6 separate regions of the Homo sapiens genome follow, and all the other regions are linked to region 3. Evidence: chromatin loops called from intact Hi-C (ENCODE). Cell type or tissue: IMR-90. All regions are shown on one strand.

Region 1 (5,000 bases), 780 kb after region 3:
CTCCTGCAAGTCCTAGCTGGACTTGCACAAATTAAACTTTTTCTTTACTGCAATGCCATGGCCTCAGTGAATTGGCTTTGCCTTGCAGTGTGCAGGAAGAACCTGCAGACAATTACAACAACAAGAAGACATTTTAGTATCTCTTCAAGTGTAGCTGCTCTGAGGACTAGCATGTCAAAATGGATGGTACCTTATTATATATCACTTTCCAACTTTTCCTTCAATATACAGTTAAGGCACTCATACTGATTTTTAAAAGTTATATATGTAGGCAGTTCATATTATCTTTAAATTTCATTCCACAGATGACAGAAAGCACGTTTTATTATTGGCTGGGTGTGGTGGCTCACGCCTGTAATCTCAACACTTTGGGAGGCCAAAGTGGGTGGATCACCAGGTCAAGAGATCGAGACCATCCAGGCCAACATAGTGAAGCCCTGTCTTTACTAAAAATACAAAAATTAGCCAGGCGTGGTGGCAGGCCCCTGTAATCCCAGCTACTTGGGAGGCTGAGGCAGGAGAATCGCATGAACCCAGGAGGCAGAAGTTGCAGTGAGCCGAGATCGCGCCACTGCACTCCAGCCTGGCGACAGAGTGAGACTTTATCTCAAAAAATAAAATAAAATAAAATATTTATTATTAACAGGGAGCATTGAGTCTGCCAAGATTAAGAGCCAACTGTTCTGGGTGAGAGGATTTGGGCCTTACTCTCTATTATTTACTGTTCCTACCTTCCTCCTGAAGCTCATTTAATAGATAGTTTCTCCTGAGCTCACTGATCTTCCTACCTGTGCTACATATGGACAGATCTCCTATGCTTGAGTGTGCTTTAATTTTTCTTCTAGTCTATAGGTAAGAAAGGGGACTACCTCTTGGTCTTGAGAGTGGCCTGCAGAGCATATCTGAGCTTATTCTTTATTTTGTAAACTGTGAATTTTATCACCTTGCTATTCTTTTCATATATCGTGCAGCTGTTTACTCTCTCTCCAAAGTTAGGAAAAGAATCTCTGCTTGATTTTCACTTATCCAGCCTCCCTGTTGGCCCACAGCTGCTAAAAAACAAGGTGAGTGGTGCTTAAGTTCAGGCTTGATAAACCACAACTGAGCTGGACTTTGCACCACTTCACCCTCTACAGCAGTCACTGAATTCCTGCTGGGAGGAAAGTACTATGTGAAGTATTAGTAGATAAGGCTGGGAGGTGCAGAAAGTTAACTCATATGTGGCCTCACCTCTCAAAGGAATTTATAATCTAGCTGGGAAAAAAATGTTACGCCACAGAGTTAACAATGCAAGAGAAGGCTTTGTTGCACTGGTTTTAAAACCTATGCTGTTATTTATACAAGACCCTCAGACACTCTCCTGCCCCTATGTCCCTGCCCTCACATGCTGCTTTTCCTTTGGTCAATATTGACATTAGTCCAGTGACCAATATTGAAAGGGGACAGGGAGAGATGAGCTGCCTCCAGGTTTAGAAAACAAGATAAACAAATACGAAGAAGGAACTGAAGTAAGAACTGTATTCAGAGAATAGCAAGTACTTCAGGGTGAGAATAAAGTTGCAGGGAGAGAGGACACTGGGAGATTTGTCAGTAAATACATTTTAAAAATGGAAGAAAAGGCAATCTTTAAATGTCTTTACTCCTCCTAATGTTCACACAAAGAAAAAAGTATGAGTATGAATATTCCGTAAACTCTAACATCTTCCCCAGTAGTGGGGTTCTGTTATTTAGTCACAGTGCAGATCCAGCTAAGAGGAGGCAATCAGCTTGAAGTTAGATAGAGCCCGTGGAACTCAGGGACACAATAAAGATAGTTTTGAATTAAGTTTAACATTCAGGTCTCTTTTCTAAAAACTAGTATTTTTCCTAATACTTTTAATTTTAATCCCTTACATTTCCAACAGTTAAGCAACACTAGAACCAGACTGTCTGGTTTCAACTCCCACCTACTTCACCTAGTAGCTGTGAAAACCCGGGCAAAGTCCCTGCCTCAATTTTCTTGTCTGTAAAATGGGCACAGTCATAATATCAACACAAAGCGTGCTGTGCGCAATGATATGTATTAGGTACTTAGAATGGAAGTATGGAATTAGTCCTCAGTAAAAGTCCTATCGTTATGACTTAGTGCCCTATATTATCCCCATTCTGAAAAGTTATTTTATCTTTAACATAGATATACATTTCCTTTTACATTAAAGAGTGGAAAAACTCAGTCACATGAAAAAAGAGAGCGCAGCCTTGGCACAGATTTTTTTTTTAAGTGGCAATTCTGTGCTTTCGTGATACATGCTGCCACCTGCTGGACCCATCAGGAATTGTTCCCATCGCGGGATGTGATTAACATTGCTGTGTTGTTTGACATAATTTTATATTTACGCAAAATAAAGAAAGCTAAATATATTATTCAAATCGTTCAAAGAATAGCCATCTGAGCAATTTCTGTCACTAGGTGGCACTATTAATAACTGCATGTGATCTTAAGACCCTTGGAAAAGCTACATAGTCGGCTGCAAGACCCCAGTGTGATGAGGAGCTTCACGGCTTTTAGGATAATGACCATAGACACTCGCTTAGTTACAAATCCACACTTCAGGGGGCATCATAATGAAACTAGAATGTGAAATAAACGCAGCATTTAAAAGATCGGTTTTCTTTTAAATTAAAAGGAATTTAAATTATTGATATCGTAAACCATTTCTTATTTAGAAAGGCTTTAGTATAAAATTTTTAAAAATGAATAAAAGAGTAGCTGACACTGAGATTTTAAAAATTAATAATCTCAGAATACTAAGGAAAAATATAAAATGTATTTTAAAAATCTTTCATTAGTTCGCCTTAGTTATCAGACTTATGTTTCAGAGTGTGGGATTCTATAGTGGGAGACATGTTTTTGTTAGATAATATTTCTAAGCTTGGATCCAAAGTCAGAGATAAAAATGCATATGACAGCTCAGAAGATAATGTGGTCGAATTTTATAAAAGATGCATAGAAGACGTAACTCTGCGTGATTTAAGAGTACTTAACTCCAAATAGGATCTTAGGACATACGAGATCTCTCATAAGATGAGTACTTAAAGACGTTGAAGTGCCCGTCCCCTGAAGGGGGAAAATCACGAGTGGTGGGGGTTAGGACACATTTATAAGTGTCATTTATGACAGTGATTAGCTCAAATCTCTTAATAACCACTAGATTACTAAATGCTGGACTCTGTCTGGAAGGAACACTAGGCCAAGAACACCAGATGGGAAAATATGGAGTTCCCTCTAGTTGTAGTGTTAAAGCGTTGTGTGTCTGAGCACACTTCAGCCCCACTGAGGGACTGCGCTGCATCAGGCTCATGTACTGAGTGTCAAGGACCCCACTGAGAGTGATATGAAAGCTACAAAGCTCTTTCCGGAAGAATCCTGATATCCATCACACACACGCACACACACACATGCACTCACACTCACACACACAGTCACATACACACACAGACCCACTCACACACACACTGAAACACACTGTCTCAGACACAGACACACACACATACACACACAGACCCCCCCCACACACACACACATACACACTGACACGGTCACATACACACACAGACCCACTCACACTTACAGACTCATACACATACACATACACGCACACATTTACGTACACAGGCACACTCACACAAACACACTAACACTCACACACAGAGACCTACTCACACATACTCACACACACATTCTCACACACTCACACACATGCACACACACACCCACCATTACCAGAGCCCTGAATCTCTTTCTTGGGCCCCTTTAAGGTAAACAATCCATGAACCATATCACATCTACAGAACTTTCAAATGCTGAAGTTCAAGTGGTAAATTCAGTCTTAAGAAAAAAAATCATGAAGGAATTTGGGAATCAATTAATTATACATTATTTCAAAAATGTTAAGAAAATGAACCCAGGTCATAGTTAATACATGCTTATTAATGCACTTAAGAGTCTCAAGATATGACTTCCGGTTAACTATCTGAATTTATTCTTCTTTGAGCTAGGGAATGAATTCTTCAAAAACAGTTTTAAAATTTCTGTCTTATATATTACAGAATATTCTAACCTAAGACTAGTCTAAAGTGCCATTACTCATAAAAAAGAGAATTTATTTGTATTTTCTACATGCAATATAATCACTATAGAATATTATTTTAACATTTGCTTTTTAAACTATTGTCAAATTTATGTATATGATATAATATTCATTTTTGGATATAAGTAGAAATCTAAATCAATCCAATAATCAATCATTTTGGCTATTTATCAAGTCTTGAAATCTAAGCAGAGAAGTATAGAATTTATTTTATAAGTGTTAGGAAAATGCAGAGAAATATCATGAAAAATAAATATTTAGGGTGATTTATCTGGTAGTGATATGCAAACTGCCAACTGCCCGTGAGGCACTTTTAAAACCCTGGCTTTACTAACGCAGGAACGGAAAACCGAATACCACATGTTCTTACTTATAAGTGGGAGTTAAATAATGCAAACTCATGGACACATAGAGGGAAACAACACACAGTGGGGTCTAATGGAGGGTGGAGGGTGAGAAGAGGGAGAGGATCAAGACAACTAATGGATACTAGGTTTAATACCCGGGTGATGAAATAGTCTGTACAACAAAACCCCATGACACACGTTTATGTATGTAACAAACCTGCACATGTACCCGTGAACTTAAAATAAAAGTTTTAAATAAATAAATAAATACCTGGTGTATTAGTTCTCACGCTGCTATGAAGAAATGCCCAGACTGTGTAATTTATAAAGGAAAGAGGTTTAATTGACTCACAGTTCCACGTGGCTCGGGAGGCCTCAGGAAACTTACAGTCATGGCAGGAGGGGAAGCAAACACGTCCCTCTTCACATGATGGCAGGAAGAAGTGCAGAGTGAAGGCTGGGGAAAGCCCCTTATAAAACCATCAGCTCTTGTGAGAACTCACTCATTATCATGAGAACAGCA
Region 2 (5,000 bases), 280 kb after region 3:
GGAGAAAAATGTAAAAAGGAATTACTTTAAATATAATTAAGGAATATTTATATTATGGGTGTATAGTAAACATTACATAATGCAAACAACTGAGTTAAATATTACATTTTCCAAATTTTAAGCCATTGAGCTTCTTCACATATTTGAAATGGGGGAATATATGTTATTTCAAAACTGATCTACCTAGGCATTTATTTTTTAAAACTGAGCTTAACAAATTTTAAAAAGCTACCCTAATTTTTACCTGAAGATTATAGAAAAGAGTAATTTGTTTCAAAATTATGTGTATTACAAAAAGCTACAAATGATAAAAACAAGTAGTATTGTTTTTTAATCAATGAGTTACATTTTACAGATTTCAGTATACAGAAAAATTGGGCAGAGTATACAGACAGTCCCATATGTCACCCCCCATACACATCTCCCTTGTTGTCATCTCACTACATTTGTTACAACCGATGAATCAATATTGACAGATTATGATTAACTGAATTCCCTCATTCACATTAGGGTTCACTCTTTGCATTGTGCAGTTCTATGGGTTTTGACAAATGCCCATCGTCATGGGTCCACCATTACAGTATCATACAGAATAATTTCACTGTCATAAACATCCTTTGTGCTCCACCTGTCAATCCCTCTTCTCCCTCCAAATCCACGATAACCACTGATTTGTTTACTCTCTATACTGCTGCCTTTTCCAGAAAGTCAGGTAGTTGTAATCATGCAGTACATAGCCATTTCAGATTGGCTTCTTTCACTTAGCCATATGCATTTAATGTTTATCTGTGTCTTTTCGCAGCTTGATAACTCATTTCTTTTGAGCCCTAAATAATATTCCATTGTATAGATATACAAAAGTTTGTTTATTCATTCACCTATTGTAGGACATCTTGGTTGCTTCCAAGTTTTAGCAAATATAAATAAGCCTGCTATAACACCCACATGCAGGTTTTTGTGTGAGTATAAATTTTTAATTTATTTGAGAACATACCAAGAAGACTGATTGCTAGTTAATATGGTAAAAATGTTTAGTTGTGTATGAAACTCTCAAATCATATTTCAAAATAGCTGAACCATTTTGCATTCTCCCTAGCAGTGAATAAGAGTCCCTGTTTATTCACATCCTTGCCAGCATTTGCTGTTGTCATTGTTTCCAATCTTAGGCATACTAATAGGTGTGTGGTGGTATCTCATTATCGTTTTAATTTATGTTTCCCTACAACATGCAATGTTGAGTATCTTTTCATCTGCTTATTTGTCATCTTAATATTTTCTTTGGTGAGGAGTCTTTTCAGACCTTTTGCCCATTTTTAAATTTGTACTGTTTGTCTTTGTTGTTGAGTTTTAAGAGCTCTTTTTACATTTTGGATAAAAGTCCCTTATCAGACATATGTTTTGTAAATATTTCCCCCAACCTATGTTTTATTTCTTCATTCTCTTAACAGCACAGTTTTTAAATGTTAAATAAATAGTATACCACCAGTTATACTATTAACTAACTTTGTTACTTTCCTTTTCATCCCACCATGTGGGAACTGTCAATCTTCACTGTTTATGCAGATATGCAGATTCTCATACACAGATTTTTACATCTTGAGTCATACCTCTGTAGATTAAAACATCAAGAAGCATATGAATATGGAATTCAGCAAGAGCTGTATTCTGTTTGGTTTTCAATGCTATGTGATAAAATTTATATAATCTTTTTTTAAGATGTACTGGCTATGCAGTTGTGTTTTCTCCAGTTATATTTTATTTTGTTTAAAATGATTGAATCAGATATTTTCTTTGCCACACATGTACAATTAAGTCCTGGGTTGTAGAGTTAATTATTTCATATAAATTACCTTTCATGAGAGGCATATTTAGTGAATGCTACATATACTTACCTTTATTCAATCCTCTTTATGTGCAAATAAAGGTTTTCAAGTAAGTGGTAAGTTGAACAGTCACAGAAAATAAAAACAGTGTATCCTGGAAAATTATTTTTTAAATGTCATGGCCACCTTGAATGATAATTAAAAGGAAAGCTACAATATAACTGAGATAGTACAGGGTATTCAACTTTGTATATAAGAGACTTTCTGTCTTTTAGGAAACTATATTTTGTGGTGTGCTGTGTCCTGCAGTCTATACCAAAAAAGGTGACCCTAACTAAGCATCGTGATTCAAATACAGGTTAGGCCCTGGCCCCTACCCGTCAGCTTGCCATCCAAAATGATAATGCTACATGGACTGTTATCAATACTTGTAAGTTACTTTGGCCAATAAATTATAGAACTTAAAGAACTACAGATTTTAAAAAATACTTGAAAAGGCACTCTGGATTTTAAGCAGATTAAATTTGCCCTGCTGATTCTCCCATTTTCAAAATGAGTATTTTAAAAGTTGCCTGTTAAGTCAAAGATCGGAGTTTTTGTCCCTGGTGGCATATCCTACACTGTCATTAATGATATAGTTTCGATTTATCTGATAAGGTAAAGTCATTACAGATGCCCCCCAAGTCGATAGTGCCTGTCTAGGAAGGTCACCTGACAGAACCAGGGTACCCCTGGCCACCCGGACCTGGCCTGAAGGGGGCGAGCGATGAGGCTGCGCCACCTAGTGGCTGCGACTTCGAGTCTCCTCTAGCAAAATCAGATGTTCTTGGCCAACGTTGCCATTTGAACGGTAATCTCTGCAACCATTAAAAAAAAAAAAAAGGAACAAATTAACAGCATTTGCAGTGACCTGGATGAGACTGGAGACTATTATTCTAAGTGAAGTAACTCGGGAAGGGAAAACCAAACATCGTATGTTCTCACTGATAGGTGGGAGCTAAGTTAGGAGGACACAAAGGCATAAGAATGATACAATGGGCTTTGGTGACTTGGGGAGAAGAAGAGAGGGGAAAGGGAAAAAAACTGCAAATATGGTGTGGTGTATACTGCCCGGGTGATGGGTACACCAAAATCTCACAAATTACTACTAAAGAACTTACTCGTGTAACCAAATGCTACCTGTACCCCAATAACTTATGAAAAAATAAAAATAAAAAATAAAGAAAGAGATCATGTCTTTTGCCAGAATATGAATGGAGCTGGAGACTATTTCATCCTTAGCAAACTAACACAGGAACAGAAAACCAAATATATCATGCCTCACTTGTAAGTGGGGGCTAAATGATAACAGCTTATGAACACAGAGAAGGAAATAAGAGACACTGGCGTCTACTTGACGGGGGAGGGTGGGAGGAGGGAGAGGAGCAGAAAAGATAACTACTAGATACTGGGCTTAGTACCTGGGTGATAAAATAATCTGTACAACAAACCCCTGTGACATGTGTTTACCTATGTAACAAACCTGCACATGCACCCTCAAACCTTAAACAAAGGTTAAAAAAATAAAGAATTATAAATTCATTGCTTTATTTGATTTGTTTAATGATGAGATAAAAGGAAAATGAGTTACTGTGCCTGCTTCATATGTGGAGAGAGAGTAAGACCTTGCTGAGAGCCACATGGTACATAACCTCTGGCCTTTGACATTTAGTCCCGGGCTGTTTCTGTTCTGTATTCTTTACTTGCACGGAGCAATAGTCAGGAAGCAATGACCATAGGTCATGCCAGGGATGCTTTAAAACTCTGTGCTTTTCTAATTACACAACGTCGAAATGTCAGGCCACAAAACTCAATTTTTTGTTACCTTATTTGAATAAATATCTGAGATTTTCATCAGTATTTTGATGTCCTAGAGACTTGAGTTGCCTCTTTTTGTGAGGGTTGGGAGTTCTCTGAAATAAGCAAAACTATGTTTGAAAGTATTAAGATCATAATGCTGTTGCAATAATGAAAACCTCTACTGATACATGTATTAAATGAATATTTTAAAACTAGCCTGTTCCACAGGATGGAGTATTAATTAGTTTTGAAATGGAGCAGACATTTCAGCTTACTTAACTCTTCTCAGCAAATAAAACTGATGTCCCACCCACACCTTCACCTTCCAGGACTTCCCGCTGTCTCTGAACTCAGCTTGTTATGTGAGGTTCCTAAGGAACCATTCCACAAAACTGTTTGCAATATACACTTGAGGATTACTACAGTTCAAGTATTGAGATCTAGTCTAATTAAAATAAGACATCAGAATAGAGGGAAGGATGGAAAGAAGTAAGGAGGCATCTTACTCTCTGATGTTCAGTTCTTCAACCAGGACTCTAGAGACTGCTCTTTGCGAATATATCAAAGCTAATTTTAAACTTGAAAGTTTTCCATTTTAATGAATGTGAGATCATAAACTAGAAGACTTAAAAAATCTTTATAGATATAAACATGTTTAACTCTATAAATAACTTTATTATGCTTTGCTGAAGAAAATACTTATGATGCAGAACTGACTTCAATTTCTAGCTTTAGCACTAAAAAAAGACGGAGTACTCTTCTGTTACTTGGACTGGGACTTTGGACAATTCACTTAAGCTTTTGGTCCACAGTTTAATCAATGCAATGGGGAGATTGGATTACCTAAGGATTTAACTCTGTCCCATTTAAATTTCTGTGATTCTGAGTTGTGTGCAATTACACTGCTCTATTTGTCATTCTGGCCTTTGTTATTAAGATTGTTTAAAAGGTCATTATGTGCTTAATGACTTTTAACATATTTAAATGTTATTATTAGAGAAATAGTTATGGTTCTTCAAAGTTGAAGATAACTAAATATAATATTGTTTTAAATTTTAAGCTTTCTTTAACATATACACAATACATAGCCAAAGTCCCTTCTCCTATGAAATTCAACATATTTACAACTTTTGGAAATTCATGATTGGACATCTTTGAGTGGCATTATTTTGCACACAGAAGTCAGCCTCCCTAGCCCCAAAGGATGGTGCCCATCCCACATGTAAAATGAATCCAATCCCATCCTAATATCCCCCAAATCTCAAACCATTACAGCATGAACTCAAAATCCTAAGACTCGTCAGCTCAGAACTCCCAAATTTCATCATCTAACTCATT
Region 3 (5,000 bases):
GGGACCAATACAGACAACACAGGGAAACCCTGTCTCTACAAAAAATTGAAAAATTAGCCAGGCATGATGGTGCATGCCTGTAGTCCCAGCTACTCGGGAGACGGAGGTAGAAGGATCGCTTGAGCCCAGGAAGTGGAGGCTGCAGTGACTGTGACTGCAACACTGCACTTCAGCCTATGTAAGAGAGTGAGACCCTGTCTAAAAAATAAAAATAAAATAAATAAATAAATAAATAGTTTCAAGATATCATCACAGTGAAAACCCCAAATATAAAACAGCAAAGGTGGTACTTCATTAGACTAAACTTTTTCTTAAGAGTCTCCTTAAACCTTTTGTTATGATAAAGTCAACTAACCACAACAAAGAGACTCTTTCAACAAAGATGTCTTTTTTAAAATTAGTCAATTAGTAGTTATCATTGAGGTTGCTATTTTACACAGGTCTTAGCATCTAACTTATTTTCTGGTGGTTGTACAGACCTTGAGAAGTCGAGATCAAAAAGATTAGTAATTAACCTCCCAAAATCAGCTATTCTTTATTCAGGTAGAAATGGCAAAAGTTAAACTTGCAGCATCAGTCAAGGGAAAAGTCATAACTGATGTGTTAACATTTTATTACAGTTTTAGAAATGTCTAAACATATCTTTTGAAATAAAAATTTAATCAAGCTTTTCCAGACTTCCCCATCCCAGAATCGTATATACATTGACAATAAGAGAGTAAGAAGGCTGCTCAGATCTCTCCCACCCCGAAGAGGCCGTGATTCTGTGTATTTATTCTTTGAGCTGAATAGGGCACTGTTTTGTGAACTCCTGCCTTGGAGCGCAGCAAGATGCAGAGAGGTCTCCTCATAGCCTGCACAGCCGCAGAACAGGAAAGGTGTTGAAGGAAAAAAAATCATTACGAGATGAACTAAAGTCCCTGTTTCTTTCGTCTTTCAGACTCACACAATTTCTTCCAATATTCATGTTTAAACAATGTACATGGAATTCAAAAAACATTAAAATTTCTTTTGGATCAAGTCCTTCTGACAATACTGTGATGTCTGTGATTTCTATTTTAGATACCCTTCAGGGTAAGATATGCCATGCCTCTATTGCAACAATTAAAACTTCTATGGGACAAATGACATGCCAGCCATGAATATTGCAGGCACAGAGAAATATAAATTATAATTTGCGTATAACCACATCATTTTACTCTCATAGTCCACAACTATTCACAGTATGCCTATTCATTGAAAGGCACTATACTCATTTGCAAATTAAGTTCTGCCCTCTAGGCATTTGAAATATAGCAGAGAATAAATATTTAATGAAATTTCAACAACAAAATAAATAGTATAGTATCATAAAAGATAGTCATACAAACTTGATTTCAAACAATAGCTCTTAGAGATGGAGTAAATCAATGAAGATCTTCAATTAGATAAGATAATAGAAAACATTTGGTGATAGATCAATGCTTTAAAAATGTGTTCTACAGAATACCTACCAATCTGTTATCAAACATGCTTGAAAAGTTGCAATAATGTATCATCATGAAGGTTTAGATATCAAAGGTCCCAAGAAACTCTTAAGAAAATCTTTAAACACTCATTTAGCTCAGCATTTCCCAAATACATGTAACTATTAATCTAACTCTCTTTTTCCTAGTAATACCAATTACTGGGATAGCAAATACAACTGAATCGGACCCTAAATTTTCTACTGCTAGCATCTGTTAATGAGGTCATTTAATCTCTCTGAACCTTTCTTTCTCTATCTGTAAACTGGGGATGATAATAATACAGGCTCTGATCCCTTTGGGATTAGTTCATGTAATTATGTGAGTTACATAATCATGACATGAGCAATTATGCATCATATAAGGTATACAGAGCATCTAACAGAGAACAAGGTTCTTACTAGCACCTCACTAAATGTTGGGTCCCTGTTCTCTCTTCCTTTCATTCTTCATTAAGGAAGAATAGACCTAACAGGAACGTCATATTTTAAAGATCACAAATGAAAAGTAGATGTGAGACTAGCACCAGGTTCTCTTGATAACCAGCTCAAAATTCTCTGGAGATCGAAGATTTTGAATACCAGATGTTGAGACCTGGAGAAGGAGAGTAGACCCAAGAAAGGTGAAAGACCTAACATGGAATGGATCAGAGTAAATGAACTGACTGAGTTTCCAGTGTTTTAGTGTCTCAGTGACTTAACATTTCAGTGAGAGCTGGGATTCCGATCCCAGTCCCTGGGATCACTTTGCCTTGCTCTGTCCCTCCTACAGCAGATGCAAGGTGGAGCCCAAAAGGGGCCACAGCCAATGGGTCCAGCTGTATTCCTAAACAGACTGAATAAAAAGGGCTCTACACATTTCCAGGGCTACTCCATCTGATTGCAAAAGATACTCAGCACTCACGCCTTTCTAAGCATCAACCTGGTCTCTGAAATAGCCACAAGAGGGCAACACTATCATCTCTTTCTTTTTCTTTTCTTTCTTTCCTTTTTGTTTTCGTTTTTTTTGGGACCATGAGATTTAGTCTGACTCACCACACAAAAAGCACATGTTTCAATGTATAAAGGCCAAATAAATCTGGCCGAGCATGGGAGAAGGTCAAGATTACTCATCAAAAGAATCTACCTTCTTTAGAGCAAGTTACATTCATTGAAAAAATTATGAGACTGCCCATGGTGATCAATAGTTTTAACATACTTAATATCCCTTAAAATGGAACATAGTTTTTCCTATTGCCAAAGCAAAAATAAAAACATTTGGGACGTTTTCTTTGTAATGAAAATTATTGATTTATTAAAATATTCACTTCTCTGAATTTTCCAATGATTCCTTCATTAGCATGTTTTCCATGTTATTTTATAATTATAAAGGATGCATATTGTAACATCCATCAGTGTCGTTTTCTCTGTCTACTTTCCTACGCAAGTACTTCTCTGCTGTAGTCAACCTGGACCAGTCACCATCCCACAAACACATCATTCTCCCCAGCATAGCTTGCTTACATCATCCCTCTAAGGTATGTGAGGAAATTCTGTCTAAAACATTCACCATCAGGAGCAGGGAACTATTTTCAGAGAAGAATTTATCTGCTCTCATTCAGCACATGACTTCAGTGGACCCTTTTTATTGGGTTAACTTCCCATCCAATAGGAGATCAATAAGTAGATCCTCTATCAAATTCTAAAATATAATTTATTTCTCAATGTTTCAGATTTTATATTACAAGCTAAGCTGTATAAAATAACTTATTATTGATATTAAGCAGCTTTCCCTTGAAAAGACACATTTTATAATCAACATGGTATTGCTCACAGATATTCTGAATGAGACGCTAAGACTTACCCTTGTCTTTTGGACCTAGAGGCTGAGGCTGTGCCGTAGTTTCACTAGCAATACCACGATGATTATAATCCCCAGAGCAACAGTGTTGGGAGGCGGGTTGTAATGGCAGGTGTTTAGGTCATGAGGCCAGAGTCCTCATGAATGGATTAATGTCATTATCATGGAAGTGGGTTTGTTATGAAGGTGAGTTTGGGCCCCTCTTGAACTCTCTCACTCTCTCTCCCATGTTATGCTTTCCACCATGTTAAGATGCAGCAAGAAGGCTCTGACCAGATGTGGGTTTCTCAGTCGTGGACTTCCTTGCCTCCAGAGCTGTAAGTCAAATAAATTTCTGCTCATTATAAATTACCCAGTCTGTGCTATTCTCTTAGAGCAGCACAAAACAGACTAAGAGAGTATCCTCCACTGGTTTAAAAAATTAACCTTAATATAGCTTCTAACTGTATAAACTGCTCAATTATATTTTCCCTAGTTTTATAGAAAAAGAAGTATTACATAAATTCAGTTGCATTAATTTGAATAGGATAAGTATAACACATTTAAAATTTTAGCAACTATTATCCAAAGAATAAAAATAAGTAAAAGCAAATAAATGTCTTCGGCTGTGATACCATGTGTGTATGTGCATATGTATTATGTGTTTAGCTTTCAAGTATGTGGTTTCAAAATCAACAATTCTTTCCTGCCTAATCATATTCAATAAACATATGAAAGCTTCATTTGACATTTTCTATTTGAACACTAATGAAGACAAATTGAAAGCTATTTTAATATTTTTTCATGTTCTCGAAGAGACTCTGGAAAATACTTGGTCACATTCTACAGAAATATTTTTTATAAAAAATGTATATTAAACAAGCAAAGTCATTCCAGAAAGTATCTATCATGTAAATAATTAGGAAATGTCTCATTTTTGTGCTTTGCTCAATTTCAGTTATGATTAACTGCTGCTCCGTGTAATAATATATTGCATATTTTCCATCAATTGAAAAAAAAATGGAATAATAGGTATATAAGGAAATTGACTTAAGCTTTGATTTTGAATTATCAGTTTAATTTCTAATAATATGAGAATGCTATAAAGAAAAGAGCCAATAGAACAAAAAAGTAACTCTAAGTTTGAAGAAAGTATCAACACAGGATATTATCCTCTCATCCTGATAAACTATCACAGTAAAAAGAAAAGAATGTTCTAGAGAGGATTCAGAGAGAATTTACCCAACCTGGGTAGGGAGTAGTATTGGGAAACAAGGAAATAAATGTGAAAGCCAGCCTCCAAAGTGACCTGATGCCCCCTCCCGATAGTCATGTTCTTATAAAGCAACCTGCTATACACACACACACACACACACATACACACACACACAGAATGATGAATGGGGCCACCAATGGGATACTACAGAATGGTGTTTTGAGACTCTGAGGCTAGATCATGAAGAATTTTGTGGCTTTATTCTTGCTCTCTCTGAATTGCTCATTTGGAAGCCAGACCTCATCATTTGGACAATCAAGCAGCCCTTGGAGAGGCCCAGATGGGAAGGAAATAAGGCCTCCTGCCAACAACATCAGAACTTTGCGCGCCCTTTCCTGCCATCCAACCCCACAGCTCCAATCAACCCTTCAAGTGACTGCAGTCCAACATCTTGCCCTAAT
Region 4 (5,000 bases), 270 kb after region 3:
GAAATCAGTATGTCAGAGATGTCTGCACTCCCAATAGCCAAAATATGAAATCAACCTATGTCCATCAATGGATAAATGGATAACTAAAATATGGTATTGACACACAATGAAATATCTACTTGGTTATAAATAAATGAAATCATCTTATTTACAGCAACATGGATGCAACTGGAGGTGATTATGTTAAGTGAACTATTTTAAGAACACAAAGATAAAAATCTCATGTTCCCACTCATATGTGGAAGCTAAAAAAGTAGATCTCATGGAGGAAGAGGATAGAGTGGTGGCTCCCAGAGGCTAGGAAGGGTCAGATGGAGGAGGATGAAGACAAATCGTTAATGGGTATGAAAATACCATTCGATACAAGGAGTAAGTTCTAGTATTCAACAGCACAGTAGAGAGACAACAGTTTGCAATAATTTGTTGCTTATTTCAAAATAGCTAAAGGTTAAGAATTTGAATGTTCCCAACCCAAAAAAAGATAATTGAGGTGATGGATAAGTCCACTATCATTATTTAATAATTACACATTGTATGCATTTATCAAAATATCACTTGTGCCACTATTATACATTCATTTAAAAAAATAAACATGAGTCATAATTTTAGTTGGAAAAAACAAATAGAGATTTGGAGATAAAAATAATAGTAACATCAATAATAGCAACAATGGGCAAAAATGATGGCTTAGTTACCACCATAGGCAAGATATTACTATTGTAAGGCCTTGAATTGAATAGTCGGAGTCTCTAAGTCTCAATTTGACAGGTTCCTGGATGGCAGATCTTGTATCAGGCCTCACAACCTGAACCGTGGCTGGGGGCCAACTCAGCAGGAGCAAGCGAGATCAAGAATCTAGGGGGATTTATGAACCAGGTTTCAACACCACATGGTACTTCTCAAGCGTTTCTGTATATTACAACCCCCTGGAAAACTTCAGCAAACCCCAAACCCAAATCTCATACCACACCCATTAAATCCAGATATCTCAGGGATGAGATTTGGCATCGGTAGCTTCTATATATAGCTTTCCAGGTGACTGCAATGTGCAGTGAAGAATGACAAACCCAGTGCTGAGACCAGGTAAGGTCCTCAGACCAGCAGCATCAACTGGCCTGGGAGCACGTTGGAAAGGCAGCATCTCCCCGACCCACTGGATTAGAATCTGTATCTTAATACAATCCCCAGGCAATTTTTATGCACAGTAAAAGCTGAGACGCTCTGCTTCCAACAACTATGAAAGGTAGGAGGAAGTAGTTGCCATAATTCATGGAATTACATTTTCACTAAAAGTGAAGGCAGAGTTTCACTTATTTATTTCTCTATTATTCAGTTAACTGAGCTAAAATATTGGCTATGCCCACACAATAAGAATATATCTGAATTGAAGTCAGCATTTATCCATGCATCCAACAAACGTTTAAGTCAATGCCATGCATCTGGCACTATATAAGGCATTATAGAATTTTGGTTTCCAATGAATAAAAAAATAGACATCATATGCCCAGCATATAAGATGTTAATCATTGCATACATTGCATGTTGCTGAGCTGAAATGGTCTATTTTGTTTATTCACAACAATCAATTCTTGATATTTAGCTATGTCAACATATAGCTCCTGAAAATATCACTAGGATTCATCTTAGTCAAATTTCTATTTATCTATTTCAGAAATGTGTAGTTTTTGTGGAAGGACAGACACCAGCACATCACAGAGGGATACATACATAGGTAAAAAGATCACAAAGACCCACGTTAGATGATAATGGGGAAAGGAAAGAGAGTTGAGCATACAGTCAGTGCCTAACACTTAACATAGCTATAGCACATTGTTTATCGTGAACAAATGCCTTAATCATTCTCCTTATGTTGTATGTGCTCATGCCAGAACCCCTTTTAACTTCACTTAAAGAGCTGGCTATTGTGTTCTGCTCTTAAATTGGCTGTTTCAGGAAAAGGAGCTGATGCAGAAGCATCGCATTGGAGTTTCTGCCTTGCCCTAATTTCCACATGGATGAGGGTCACAGCACATGCAGGCAGATGGCACATATCATGGAATAAGACAGCATCCCACACAGCTGACTGTTGGCTGAAGAGCAGGCGTATGTCATCAGGTTTCGCAGTTCATTCTCCGTTAGGGGCACCCAGCCAAAGCACACTGGGAAATGCATTCACCCATCCAGACAGAGTCCGCCATGGGTTATGGTCTTCACTTAATTCCCAAGAAGATGTTTATGGCCTGGTGATGATTGTACTCAAGAACACAGTGATGTTATACTTAAGTTACAAACACAAATGCTTTTGCTAAAATGATTATTTCCATTGATGAGGTGGCTAACTGAATGAAATTAGAGATAAGAAATAATAGACTTAAGGTATTAGTATAACCAAAGAAGAATGTGTCAGCGAGGAGGGCTAGCAACCATAGTTTAATAAACTCTTCCCATTCAAAACTGGAATATGACACAGTTATTTATAATTATGGTTTCAAAGATGTGTAAGTTACAGGAAGGGCTTCCAAATAGAGATAAGAAAAACTCAGGACATAGAAATGTAAATACAGTATAATTTCCATATACAGTGTATTTGGTGGGGGGGGGGTGAAACGAAATGACAATTTAAAATATGAAATCGTTTTATTTGGATCAAAGGGAACAAATAAAGGGGGAGGATTATTAGAAAAATAAGCAATTTTATTTTCTTAATGGTTTTTTAGTTTTCGAGTCTTTACATGTTACTTTTTATGATGAGAAAAAATACATTTTCAATTTTGAAAGTGGAGAAGGTTTGCTGAACCACAGAGGAAGTAGTACCATGCCTAATGCCAAAAATCATTTGACTCAAACTAAATCCCTTTGTGCATCCCCTTCTGATAATTCACTTCCTGTGCAGCCTCAAGGGAGATCCAGGTGGGTCAGAGCTTGGTCTGCCCATCAGCTAGATTTTCCATTGAGAGAGAGAAGTTGAGAGTCAGGAGACTGAAACTCCTCCTGCCACTGAGTTTCAGATGATTTTTTTTTTTTTTTTTGCCAAAATTTTTTATTTGAGCACATGCAAATTTCTGAAGAATTACAAATGTGTAATTTATTTACATGACTTATTTTTGACAGATATTTATTTTTAAGTAGAAAAATCACAAGTCTATATATGGATGAGGATAATTTATAAACCTAATACCATAAAATTTACGTCTTCAGAAATACTCATCTCAAGAATATCTCTTTAAAAATACATGTAACATTTTAATACAGAATAAAATACAGAACGCCAAGGTGAATTTTTAATGATAGGTTTACACAGTTGTGTGATAGCTTCTGTTGACATAAGGTTTACACAGTTGTGTGATAGCTTCTGTTGACACAGGAAACACTACTACATACTCAGAAACATACGTCTATTACTTCCCATTTTCACAATAGCAACCAGGTTTAATATTATTTCCCCTGTTTACAGACACGGAAACTCAGGTTAAAAAAAAAAAAAATCTATCCAGTGCTAAGTAGCCAATAAATGGCAAAGACTGAACTTGAACCCATATCTAATTAACTTTAAATCATGTGCATTTTCTACTCAACCACTCTCCACTTGGCTACTTAATGCATTCTTCTAGTTAATTTTAGCATCACAGGACAGAAAAAAATACCTTTAAAAAAGACATTTAGAGTGTGTGTGTGTATACATACATACATACATACATATATATATATATATATATGCTTTCACTTAAGTTGCAAATCATAGCATGCTCCAGTAGTATAAGGAAACTGTTCATAGGTCTAAAACATGGTCTTAAACATATTTTTAAGTGTTAATGTTTAAAGTAACTCTTTAACCGTACAGAAAGAAAAGTGAACACACCTCTGGAACCACCACCCAGATCAGTGATGATCCTTGCCTCATACTGCTGTACAGCAAAAATAATCACTGCCGTAGATGTGTTTTGGCTGTCTTTTGATCTTTATACACACAGAATCATATATTTTATTTTCTACTGTGTCTATCTTCTTGCTATTTTGTGTATTAAGAGGTCATCCAATTGCTTTGCTTTATCTTATTGTATAAATGTACTACAATTTATTTGGTATTGCCACCACTGATGAGCATTTAGAGTTTCCAGTTTTAGACTATTATAAATAATGCTGCTATAAATACATGTGAGCATTTTCATTAATGTACCTAGGAGTCAAGTTGCTGAGTCTTAAGGATGTATATATTTGGCTTTAATAGGCACTGCCAAACTGTTCTTCAAAGTGATTGCTGACAACACCACAAGCAGTTACAGTTGCTCCACATCCTCACCAACACTTAGTATTGTCCTTTTCATTTTAACCAATCTGAAGGATATAGAAGTATCAAAGTGTTTTTCAGTGTGCATGTTTTTGATGACCCTGGTAGCCAGAATAATGTCCCCACCTTCAAAGATGTTCACCTTTTCATCCCCAGAATCTGTGAAGATTTTATCCAATTTGGTACTAATTGCCAAATGGAATGCTGTTACTATTTATATGTTTTACTGATTTTAATCAGTTTAACTCACCCAATTGTTTTGGGTTTAGGTATGCTATATTAGTATTTACAACCTGTTTATCCTATCCACTTAATACAATTTTTATCTCTTTTCTTGTCCTGTTTTGACAACAGAGAGCCTGGGTAGTTTTCTACAAATTCTCCTCTGCAAGTTATGAACTCAAATTTCTCTGTCTCTACCACCATGCAAATACTGGGAGACAAAAAAAAAAAAAAAAAAAAAAAAATCCCTGTTTTACTCTCCAGCTGTTCTGTGCCTGGTTTCTTAGACTTCTGCCCTGAGCAGCTTAATCAGCAAATAACTGAAGGCAAAACCGGCACCATGTATTGACTTTATTTCCTTGTGCTTTTCTCCTCTCTGGGATTTTAATTTCTCATTCCCGAGTATCATAGCAAAATTCAATTCCAGGTTTTTGCTCCCAAACTCCAAGAGGTTGCAGTAAGTTCAGATGCTCGTTCTGACTCTTGGTAG
Region 5 (5,000 bases), 78 kb after region 3:
ATTGCACTCCAGCCTGGGCAACAGGGTGAGACTCTGTCTCAAAAAAAGAATAAAAAAAAAAGAACATCACACGGGTGCAGTGTGCAAGACCCAGGGGATGTCTTGGGTGGAGTGTGAAACTGGAACAAGAAGAACAGGTTGAGAGACTTCCTGAAAATCAAAAGTAGGAAGGATGACTGACCTAGATTATTGACAATGGAAACATAAAGAAAGAAATGGATGAAAAAGGAAGAGGTAAAATTGCAAAGGGTGTATTTGGACGACAAAAGAGATTAAAAAGAATAAAAGTGAGGCGTTTCAAGCAAGAAGTCTGGTAAAATATAGCATGCCTTTTAAAAAAGAAGTCTAGGAAGATAATGCACAAGCGGATATGTAGAAGTCGGTAAAGAGAAATTTTATTTTGAATCTATTGTGAAGATCTTGGGGAACCTGGAGGTTAAGACATCAATCTGGCCTTGGAGTTCAGAAGAGAAATTGGTCTAGAAATGTAGGCTAGGCAGCAAAGTTGCATTAAATAATAATAGCCAATTTTCGCACGGCACTTAGTATGTGTTGGAGGCTATTCTCGGTCCTTTAAATATAGCACATAATTTGATTGGTGCAATAACCTGAAGTAGATGTTATCAACATCATTCCAAATTTACAGTTAAGGAAACAGAGTCACACAGAGCTGGATGCCATGCCTAGAATTCCACAGCTAGTAAGTAGGCAGAGGAGGCTGTCTCCATGAACACACTCTCATTTGCTAGGGTACTCTGGCCAGAGTTGGCATCAGCAATTTTCTTCAAAGTGTTTGTGCAGGAAGAGGTGGGGGTGGATAAACGGGTGATATATATAAGGCCAAGAGATTAAATAATGACATAAATCATGGCAGGCCTTCTATCATCTGTCCCCTCTGGAGGCCAAGCTAAGTGATTCCTTCCAGTTAGTGCTTTGTATAGAAGACAGGACTAAGGGCTGGCCTAAGGGAGAGATGAAAACACAGGGGAAGAGTGGCCAGAAGCTAGACCAAGAACACCCATATTTGAAGGACTGAGGAAAACAAAAGGGAGGAATTGAGAAAGATAGAAAAGGAGTCACCAAGAAGAATGTGGGAAAACAAGAAAGTGCCCATCATAGAGCCACGGGGACTGGGGGCCTTGGGGAGAAGGTGGCTTTTGTGGCCAGCATGGGAGGGAGTGGTCAGGGCTGAAAAGACAAGCCAACACAAGCCTGTGGGAGATCTGGTGAGTGTGAAGGCTGAGATGTGAATAGAGCTGTTTTTGCAGTGGGGTTCAAGAAAACCAACTGCAGGAGGATGAAGCGCAGGAATAAGATGTGAAAAGGGAAGCATTAAGTTTAGGCTGCTTCCTGGAGTACTTCCAAGTGTGAGAATGCTTAGGAGACAGAAGAGTTTTTGATGCAGGGAGAGGGGAATCAAGGGCGAGAAAGGCTGCAATGTGCAAGGCTTCTTGGGGATGCCATGGGTGAATCCCCAGCGTCTGTGGCCGGAACTGGTTTAAAATGGAGAAATGAAGTGGGGCTGGTCGTTGGAGAGGAGTCCTCATTATTGCCAACCTCATTAGACAACACTAATAGTTATAAACAGATAATTTGCAAGAAGACGAAAGAATCCAAATTCATGTTGCCAATACTAAATATTTAACTAATGGAAAATATAGGCTTTGAATTGGCTGTGAAAACCTCAAATGACGAGTTAAATTTTAAATACTTTGTGCCCTGGAGATGATGTTTCCATCCCTGATTTTCCCAGATGGGGTGTGAGTCACAGCACAGGAAATAACACTGGATTTCACATTATTTTGCTTATACAAAGGATGTGAACCTTCTGAAACCAGCCGCCCTGTAGATGAAATAAAAACCCAAAGGGAGGCAATTAGGATGACTGTGCTCCACTGAGTCGACCCCACGTGTCCAGCAAAAGCCGGGTCAGAGCTCTGTGGCAGGAAACCAGGGATGGTGAGAATCTGCCAGCGCGGCCACAAGCGGAAATGTTTGCTTCTCCCCACGCCAGGAGGCAGATGCCAGATAGAAAGACCCGCCAGTAAGATTCATAACTGTGGAGACTTGAGCGTGGTGAGAGGATGATCTAGCATGGCTGTGAAGCAGTCAGGTTTTCCTGATTCCCCCTCCTATTTATTTCATCTTCTTTTGAGGCACATGTGCTAAATTAGACGGATTTAAACCTTTATAATAAAACATTGTGTCCTGGTCATTTGTGGGTTATAGTTCTCAGAACAAACAGCAGTTATGGAGTCGTGAGTGTGTGGATAAAGAGTGTTAGCCATACACGCTTATGAAATAACAGGGCACCGTGTGATGTTAAAGATAGCTAGGATAAGCAGCATGTCTGAATACATGCTCCAGGTATTTCAGCTCCTTTCTCTTCCATCAGCATTTTTATTCTCTTTCCTCTTCACTGGTTCTCTCACTTGTGCTGTATACTCGAACAGATTTCCCTTTCCCAGAAAAACATTATGCTTCTGTTCACATTTCTGCTCAGTTTCTTTAACTCTCAAACTTCTTAATACATTGCACATCGCTCTATCCAATTTTGCACCCTCTTTGTCTATCCCTCCTCTCTAAGTGACATCTCTGATACTTCTGCTCTACTAAGACCAGACTATCAAAGGTCGATAATAACGTTACTGGCCAAACCTAGTGGATTCTCTTCTTTCTTACTGTGGAGATGCAAATCCCAGAAAGAGGGTATGTGTTTCCCAAAGTAATTCACCCCATCTGCAGGACCTCTGTTTTACTGGTGTCCCTGGTTTCATACTGATTTTTTTTCTCTCCCTCTCTTATCCATCTATCCATATCTAGCTCTCTGTCCTTTCTATCATGTGTCTATCCATATAGTGTATTTCTTTGACCTCACTGAGGCTTCTTCCTCCTCTGCTCCCTCCTCCTTCCACTTTTATGGATGGGTGTTTCCTAGCTCAGCTCTTTGTGCTTAGCCCAGGATGCCTCAACAATCTCTTCCTCCTGCCCATATCTTACTCTAAAATGTAAAACCCTGGTGATCCATAGGCACATGGCCTTACGTGTGTTATTAGTCCATTTTCATACTGCTATAAAGAACTGCCCAAGACTAGGTAATTTATAAAGGAAAGAGGTTTAATTAACTCACAGTTCAGCATGACTGGGGAGGCCTCAGGAAACTTAAAATCATGGTGAAAAGTGAAAATAAAGCAAGGCATCTTCTTCACAAGGTGGCAGGAAGGAGAAGGGCCAAGTGAATGGGCAAAATCACCTTATAAAACCATCAGATCTCATGAGAACTCACTCACTATCATGAGAACAGCATGAAGGTAACCATCTTCATGATTAAATTACCTCCACCTGGTCTCTACCTGGACATGTGAGGATTATCGGGATTACAATTCAAGATGAGACTTGGGCGCAGACACAAAGCCTAACCACATAATTCTGCCACTGGCCCCTCCAAAATCTCATGTCCCTTTCACATTTCAAAACCAATCATGCCTTCCCAACTGTCCCCCAAATTCTTAATTCATTCTAGCATTAATCCAAAAGTCCAACTTTAAAGTCTCTTCTGAGACCATAAGCCTTCTGCCTATGAGCCTGTAAAATTAAAAGCAAGTTAGTTTCTTCCTAGATACAAAGGGGGTAAAGGCCTTAGATAAATACACCCATTCCAAATGAGAGACATTGGCCAAAACAAAGAAGCTACAGGCCCCATGCAAGTCTGAAATCCAATAGGGCAGTAATGAAATCTTAAAGCTCCGAAATAATCTCCTTTGACTCCATGTCTCATATCTAGGTCAGGCTGATGCAAGAGGTGGGCTCCCACAACCTTGGACAGCTCCACTCCTTTGGCTTTGCATGGTACAACCCCACTCCTGGCTGCTTTCATGGCTGGCATTGAGTGTCTGCGGCTTTTCCAGGCACACAGTCCAATCTGTCAGTGAATCTACCATTCTGGGGTATGCAGCATGGTGGCCCTCTTTTCACAGTTCTACTAGGTCCCTAGTAGAGACCCTCTGTGGGAACTACAACCCCCCATATCCCTTCTTTACTTCCCTAGCAGAGGTTCTCCATGAGGGCTCCGCCCCTTCAATACATCTCTGCCTGGACATCCAAGCATTTCCCTATATCCCTGGAAATCTAGGCAGAGGTTCCCAAACCTCAATTATTGTCTTCTGCACACCCACAGGGCTAACACCACATGGAAGCCATCAAGGCATGAGGTTTACAACCTCTGAAGCCATGGCCTGAGTTGTATCTTGGTCCCTTTTAGCCACAGCTGGAGCAGCTAGGACACAGGGCATCAAGTCCCAAGGATGCACATAGCAAGGGGCCCCTAGGCCTGGCCCACAGAACCATTTTTTCTTCCTAGGCCTCCAGGCCTGTGATGGGACAGGCTACCATGAAGACTTCTGACATGCCCTGGAGACATTTTCCCCATTGTCTTGATATTTAACATTTAGCTCTCTGTTACTTATGCAAATTTCTGCAGCCAGCTTGGATTTCTCCTAAGGAAACAAGTTTTTCTTTTCTACCACATCATCAGGCTGCAAATTTACCAAACTTTTATGTTCTGCTCCCCTGTTAAACATAAGTTCCAATTCCAAACCCTCTCTTTGTGAATGCATAAAACTTAATGCTTTTAGGAGCACCCAAGTCAGCTCTTGAATGCTTTGCTGCTTAGGAATTTCTCTCACAAGATACCCTAAATCATCTTTCTCAAGTTCAAATTTCCTCGGATCTCTAGAACAAGGGCAAAATGCCACCAGTCTCCTTGCTATAGCATAGCAAGAGTCACCTTTAGTTCCTAACAAGTTCCTTACCTCCATCACAGACCACCTCAGCCTGAAATTCATTGTCCATTTCACTATCAGCTTTTTGGTCAAAGCCATTCAACAAGTTTCTAGGAAGTTTCAAACTTTCCCACATTTTCCTGTTTTCTTCTGAGCTTTCCAACTATTCCAGCACCTGCCTGATTCCCAGTTCCAAAGTCACTTCCACATTTTCGGGTA
Region 6 (5,000 bases), 160 kb before region 3:
AACCCAACTGAAAGTGACATAAGAACTACTGTTCTTAGGTTTCCAAATGTTCAGTGATGAGATTATCCTAGGGGGCCTCTCACGGAGATGGCACTTTTCTCTGGATCTGATAAATCTCTCTTTTCCTGCCACTTTTCCTTAATGACGTAGCTATGTCTATGAAGAAGCTGTTTTTACCAAACTCGAAAACAATTAAAACTGCAGACTGGATTCTCTGCCCATGTTGTGAAGTGAGAGATTTAATTCTACCCTGGCATTCTGAATGTGTATGGAGGAAGTGGGTGAACATTCAAACATATATTTCAGATTCACAAATACAGATACATGTAGGAAAAAGAAGATAAACGCAAACACCTCGCCCTTCATTTGGGTTTTTTGTCTACTTTGAGAACTTGGTTCAAAAACTATTGTTCTTCTCTAGGACAAAAGCCAATGTGAGTGTAAATGCATAAACACAACCTGTACATAAAAATCGAATAGCTTCTCTGAAGTCCTCATGTCACAGACACCTCATTGTCCCACAAGAAAAAAAAAATGAAGGCCTTATCTTCATGGTTATTTGTGGAATGTTGTATGCAAAATTCAATATGAATTAATAGCCTGTGTCTGGTGAATTTTGTCTCAAACTCAAAGCAAGAAGATATTGATATCCTCCTTCCCTCCTTCCCTTATTCCTTCTTTCCCTCTTCCCTCCTTCCTCCCCCTCCTCCCCCTCCAGCAGAGAGGAGCTACATAAAAAATGACTTGAGCATCAAGTCAGTAGAATAACACACAGGCCTGTGAAATCATTCTGCATTTCACTTTCTCGTGTGCAACGGCTATGGCTGGTCAATGACATAACTTGCCCTTCTCTCTTATCTGTAATCCTTGCAGCATATCCACATGGGGGAGGGTTTGGCCATTGCACTTTCTAATTTACTAGTGAAGGGGTGGTGCCTCTGAGAGAATGTACAATAGAAACAGGATGAAGGCCAATGCTCCTGACCTTCAGTCACGTGTTCTTTCCACAAGCTTGGGCAGCATAAGAAATACTAATCCAGGCTGGGCACAGTGGCTCACGCCTGTAATTCCAACACTTTTGGGAGGCCAAGGAGGGTGGATCACTTGAGGTCAGGAGTTGGAGACCAGCCTGGCCAACACGGTGAAACACCGTCTCTACTAAAAATACAAAAATTAGCCAGGTGTGGTGGTGCACGCCTGTAATCTCAGCTACTCGGGAGGCTGAGGCATGAGAATCACTTGAACCCCGGAGGCGGAGCTTAAAGTGAGCCGAGATCACACCAGCCTGGGTGACACAGAGCGAGACTCCATCTCAAAAAAAAAAAAAGAAAGAAATACTCATCCAGTTCTTAGGGCGAGCTTTGGCAGACTATCTCTTGATAGCTTATCACTTAGAACACTGTGGCTAATGAATACGTATGTAAATAAGCGATGCTGAAATAATTTGATAAATTCTCATGTTGAGCATCTTAATATGCTACTCTGTTTTAGAGGAGTTTGGCAAGTCTAATGTCAGAAGAGCATTTTCATGTGTCTCTACACATATGATGGTGTTTTATCCTTACACTTGAAAACAAAACGTGCTACAGCTTGAGCCACGTAATTCCAGGGACGCCTTATAGCATTATTGTTATAGAAGAGAATGCAGAGCCACCACTCGGATTATCACACCACCCTGGCAAAGTATCTTGTTCTCACCATTTAATTATCTTTTTATTTTTTAAAAAAAGGCTCTTGCTCTTTATATCTTATTCTGTCTAAATTATGTAATGCTTATAAATATCCAGAAAAGGAGTGCTGATATTGGTGTTTTGCCCAGTCTGACTCATTTGCTGAAAGAAGTAAACATCGTTTAATGGATAGACTTGTTGTGTGGCTCTAATAGACACACACACACACACACGTACAATTTAGGCAGATATTTTTAATGCTCTTAATACTTTTTACAGATAAAGTAACATAAAAATTCTCAGAAAATAAAATAAAAGAAAATAGGCAAGAGAACATAAACTTCTGACTAATTTGAAAAGCATTATTTCACTGGCCTTAGCACATCTCCTGTTCTTATGGAATTCAAAGGCAATGCAGGCTGAATCTAACCTATACTAGGTCACATGTAAGTATATCTAATGATTGCTAATATTTTGCCATCAGATTTCTTCTTTCACACAGTGAATAACTGTGGTCTCAGTTACAGATAGACCATGTGGTACAGAAGCTGAATCATTTCCAGACCTGTTGAGGGGAGCTTTCGGTGCTTCTATTAGTGAAAGTGCGGAAAACTACCAGCCGCATCTTCAAGGTTATATCAGTGAAAGGAAACAGCAAAGCAAACAAACATCACACAAGAAAGCAAAACCACCGGAGACTGGTGTACAGACTCCCACCCGGCACTGTACCTGTACAGATGAAACTGGAGAGGCCTCCGTAGATGACTTCATCATTGTCGGGCAATATAAATGGACACCTCGTCTGAACCTCCAAACAGTATTGCTTGCAAGGAATTGTCTTTCTGCAGTTAAACTGTGTGACTTCAAAATACTGGGAACAGAGCCAGGCTTTGTAGACAATCTGAAAAAAAGAGAAGAATGAAAAATATAGAGGCGTGACAACAGTTACAGTGATAGAGGCACTGTGAGAAGCGTGCAAGCGTGCTGTGGTTTCAAGTGGATCCTAAGAGAGCCCTCATTGTGAGAAAGCGTATTTACACAACGACAGCTGCAAGTGATAAAAACACAGCAACGAAAGTCTCCGCAATAAAAGCAAAACAGTATTTGATTGCATCCCTAATAGAATGTAAAAGGTATTTTGACCTTTAATTTTATGTGGCTTATTTGAAAATCAGTGGATTTAAGCAGGAAGTTAATTTTTCAAAATTCAGCGATATCTAAAGTAAAATAAATAATTGACTCTATTGCTCTTCTGTGCTGTAGTTACTTGCAACGTGGCTGATGAGCCAGTTCCCTCCACACGGAGTCCCACGTCTATGCCTCCATAGGACGCTAGATGGCGCGAAGCACTTTATAAAGATGGCCCAGCAGGGGTTGGGAAACTGCTGTTTAGATCTTGGACTTTGAGAGGCAGAGAACAGGCAGATATGGACATTTACATTCATGACTCACACCAAATGCATTAAAAATCTCACTGTCTGAAAGCCCAGAAACACCCGACATAGAGCAGACATCATATGCTGTGGTGTGGTTGGGAGTAGGAGGGAAGCCTCATCAGAGCCACAGCTTCAACCTTCTGGATGATGTGCAAGCCACATCAATGTTTGCTACGTATTTATGTAATTTCATCAAATGTGAAAGGACTGGGACTTCATTCATCTCTTTGTTTTGGTGGCTATTTGGGAAAACAAACATTGAAAAAATTGCCTTTTTCTGACACGAAGGAATAAGCTGATCTTAAATTCAAATACAACAATGGCAGATGTACCAATTTGCAGTACAGGTTACTGAAATTCAGTTATTCTCCAGGTCCTTGGCACTAATGGCTTTTACTTATCTATTTCTAGGGTTAATATTATCCAAGTAACATTTTGCCGGTTATATTTTACCTAGAAAAATGGAGGCGCAGCAGTTAAAGGTAGCCTAAGAGATTATAAATACCTAATAATAACAAGAATAATAGCTGGTATTTATCAACTTTATACTCTTTTCTAAGTAAGCTGTAAACTTTTTTTTCCATGTGATTCTCAGCATGCACTTTTGACCATAACTATTACTCACATTTTGAACAGGAATAATATTAAGTAATAGTACTATTAGGTAATGGAAATGGAAAATCCAGACTTCAAACCCATGTTCTGTAGGGCTCCAAAGACTGTGTTCCTAATAGTTATCCTATATTTAATCTGAAAACTACTTTTAAAGCACTTATGAAATCACAAGGGAGTTTGCAGATGAACCTAAAATCAGCATGGCCTTCCATGCCCCGGGTCAATATCTATTTGGTAGAAGGAGGATTGTATTTTTTTATTCATAACATTAGGTTGATCAAAATGACGCTTTATTCTGTGATCAAGGTGACTTGGTAGAGGTAAAATGAGATAAATATCAAAGTGAGATACACTTTTAAATGGCCAAAAGTAATTTTTCTTTGCCAGTCATCAATGGCTCACAATCACCATGTAACTTGTTAGTAAAACCTACAAATAATTAGAATTCTTATAGGTCTTTTGAATGAGTCTTCTCGTAACAGTGTACACTGAAAAACTGCACTAGAAGAAAACGTTACAATAGCCGAAGAAACCTCTAAGAATTCTTATGCCAACTGGGAAACGGAGGTGGGCTGTGGCTGTGTGCCCCAGGAGGACAGCAAGAGGCTGCCTCAGGGGGACAGGTGAAGGTGGAGGTGGTGCCGGCAGCAAGAGGCTGGAAGCACCAGCTTCAGAAGAAAAAGTGAAATGATTTCTTAACCAAACCATGGGGAAGTTGAAAACGTTTGTCAAAATGCCATAGACATTGACGTTTGTGTAATATGACATGATACGTAATATGACATGACATTTATTATGTAAACTAAGCTGTAGTATAGGAATGAGCCATGTATCCTCTGATTCCTGGGCTTAATAACCTTTCTCAGGTACTAGAGGAAGCAGGATAGGCTTATACCTGCAGTTCAAAAAATAACATTCCATTATGAGGACAGCTTGCTTTCCGCACATTTCTGGGATTCTAAAGTCTAGAGTTGCCTGTTTTTCTTTAAGGAGTGCCCTATGTAATGCCAGAAAGTGGCTCATGTTTTCATTGGCCAAATTGGGGTCCCCATTCCCACCGCTCCCTCACACGTTGCCTTTCCACCGTTATTCCAGTTAAAATGGGTTCTGAATAGGGAATCGCATCCTGCAGCCATAAAGTCTTAAGAAACAACGTCTCCTCTCTCGCAGACGGTGGGGCGTCCAGTATTGGAGTCTCTTCAGATCTAGCCATCCTCTTTGCAACCACTTTCCTCAGCATTGCCCGATGGGAACATATCCATTTTTATTCTGGCTCCTT

Evidence for each region. Hi-C counts contacts between places; a loop is a spot of excess contacts. Peaks named below come from ENCODE experiments on the same cell type or tissue, not always from the same donor. Only the 100,000 strongest peaks of a DNase experiment are listed, where the experiment ranks them.
Region 1: a loop joins it to region 3, with 10 times the contacts of the local background. A loop is called at or near these places in 15 of 110 quality-filtered maps.
Region 2: it touches region 3 in a loop (5-fold over the local background); 23 of 110 quality-filtered maps call a loop at or near these places.
Region 4: a loop joins it to region 3, with 4 times the contacts of the local background. A loop is called at or near these places in 23 of 110 quality-filtered maps.
Region 5: a loop joins it to region 3, with 4 times the contacts of the local background. A loop is called at or near these places in 3 of 110 quality-filtered maps.
Region 6: it touches region 3 in a loop (5-fold over the local background); 12 of 110 quality-filtered maps call a loop at or near these places.

What each region holds. Positions count from the first base shown.
Region 1 is chr13:108,153,388-108,158,387 of GRCh38, forward strand. No RefSeq gene overlaps it. Among named protein-coding and RNA genes, the nearest start is that of LIG4, 60 kb to the right of the region's middle. In IMR-90, a CTCF peak has its summit at 2,299 (motif pointing left); no DNase peak of the experiment used is centred here.
Region 2 is chr13:107,647,704-107,652,703 of GRCh38, forward strand. The region is part of intron 1 of NALF1 (NALCN channel auxiliary factor 1); the gene reads right to left. Among named protein-coding and RNA genes, the nearest start is that of MIR1267, 120 kb to the left of the region's middle. In IMR-90, a CTCF peak has its summit at 2,596 (motif pointing left); a DNase peak (open chromatin) is centred at 2,618.
Region 3 is chr13:107,371,245-107,376,244 of GRCh38, forward strand. The region is part of intron 1 of NALF1 (NALCN channel auxiliary factor 1); the gene reads right to left. Among named protein-coding and RNA genes, the nearest start is that of SNORD31B, 53 kb to the left of the region's middle. In IMR-90, a CTCF peak has its summit at 2,441 (motif pointing right); DNase peaks (open chromatin) are centred at 2,527 and 2,987; H3K27ac peaks cover 1,104 bases.
Region 4 is chr13:107,640,951-107,645,950 of GRCh38, forward strand. The region is part of intron 1 of NALF1 (NALCN channel auxiliary factor 1); the gene reads right to left. Among named protein-coding and RNA genes, the nearest start is that of MIR1267, 110 kb to the left of the region's middle. In IMR-90, no CTCF peak of the experiment used is centred here; no DNase peak of the experiment used is centred here.
Region 5 is chr13:107,449,204-107,454,203 of GRCh38, forward strand. All of the region lies in intron 1 of NALF1 (NALCN channel auxiliary factor 1), which reads right to left. Among named protein-coding and RNA genes, the nearest start is that of MIR1267, 80 kb to the right of the region's middle. In IMR-90, no CTCF peak of the experiment used is centred here; a DNase peak (open chromatin) is centred at 1,908; H3K27ac peaks cover 1,733 bases.
Region 6 is chr13:107,208,185-107,213,184 of GRCh38, forward strand. NALF1 (NALCN channel auxiliary factor 1) reads right to left here. Exons shown (of 3, transcript NM_001080396.3): 2 at 2,400-2,571. Among named protein-coding and RNA genes, the nearest start is that of SNORD31B, 110 kb to the right of the region's middle. In IMR-90, a CTCF peak has its summit at 3,007 (motif pointing right); DNase peaks (open chromatin) are centred at 1,837 and 3,057.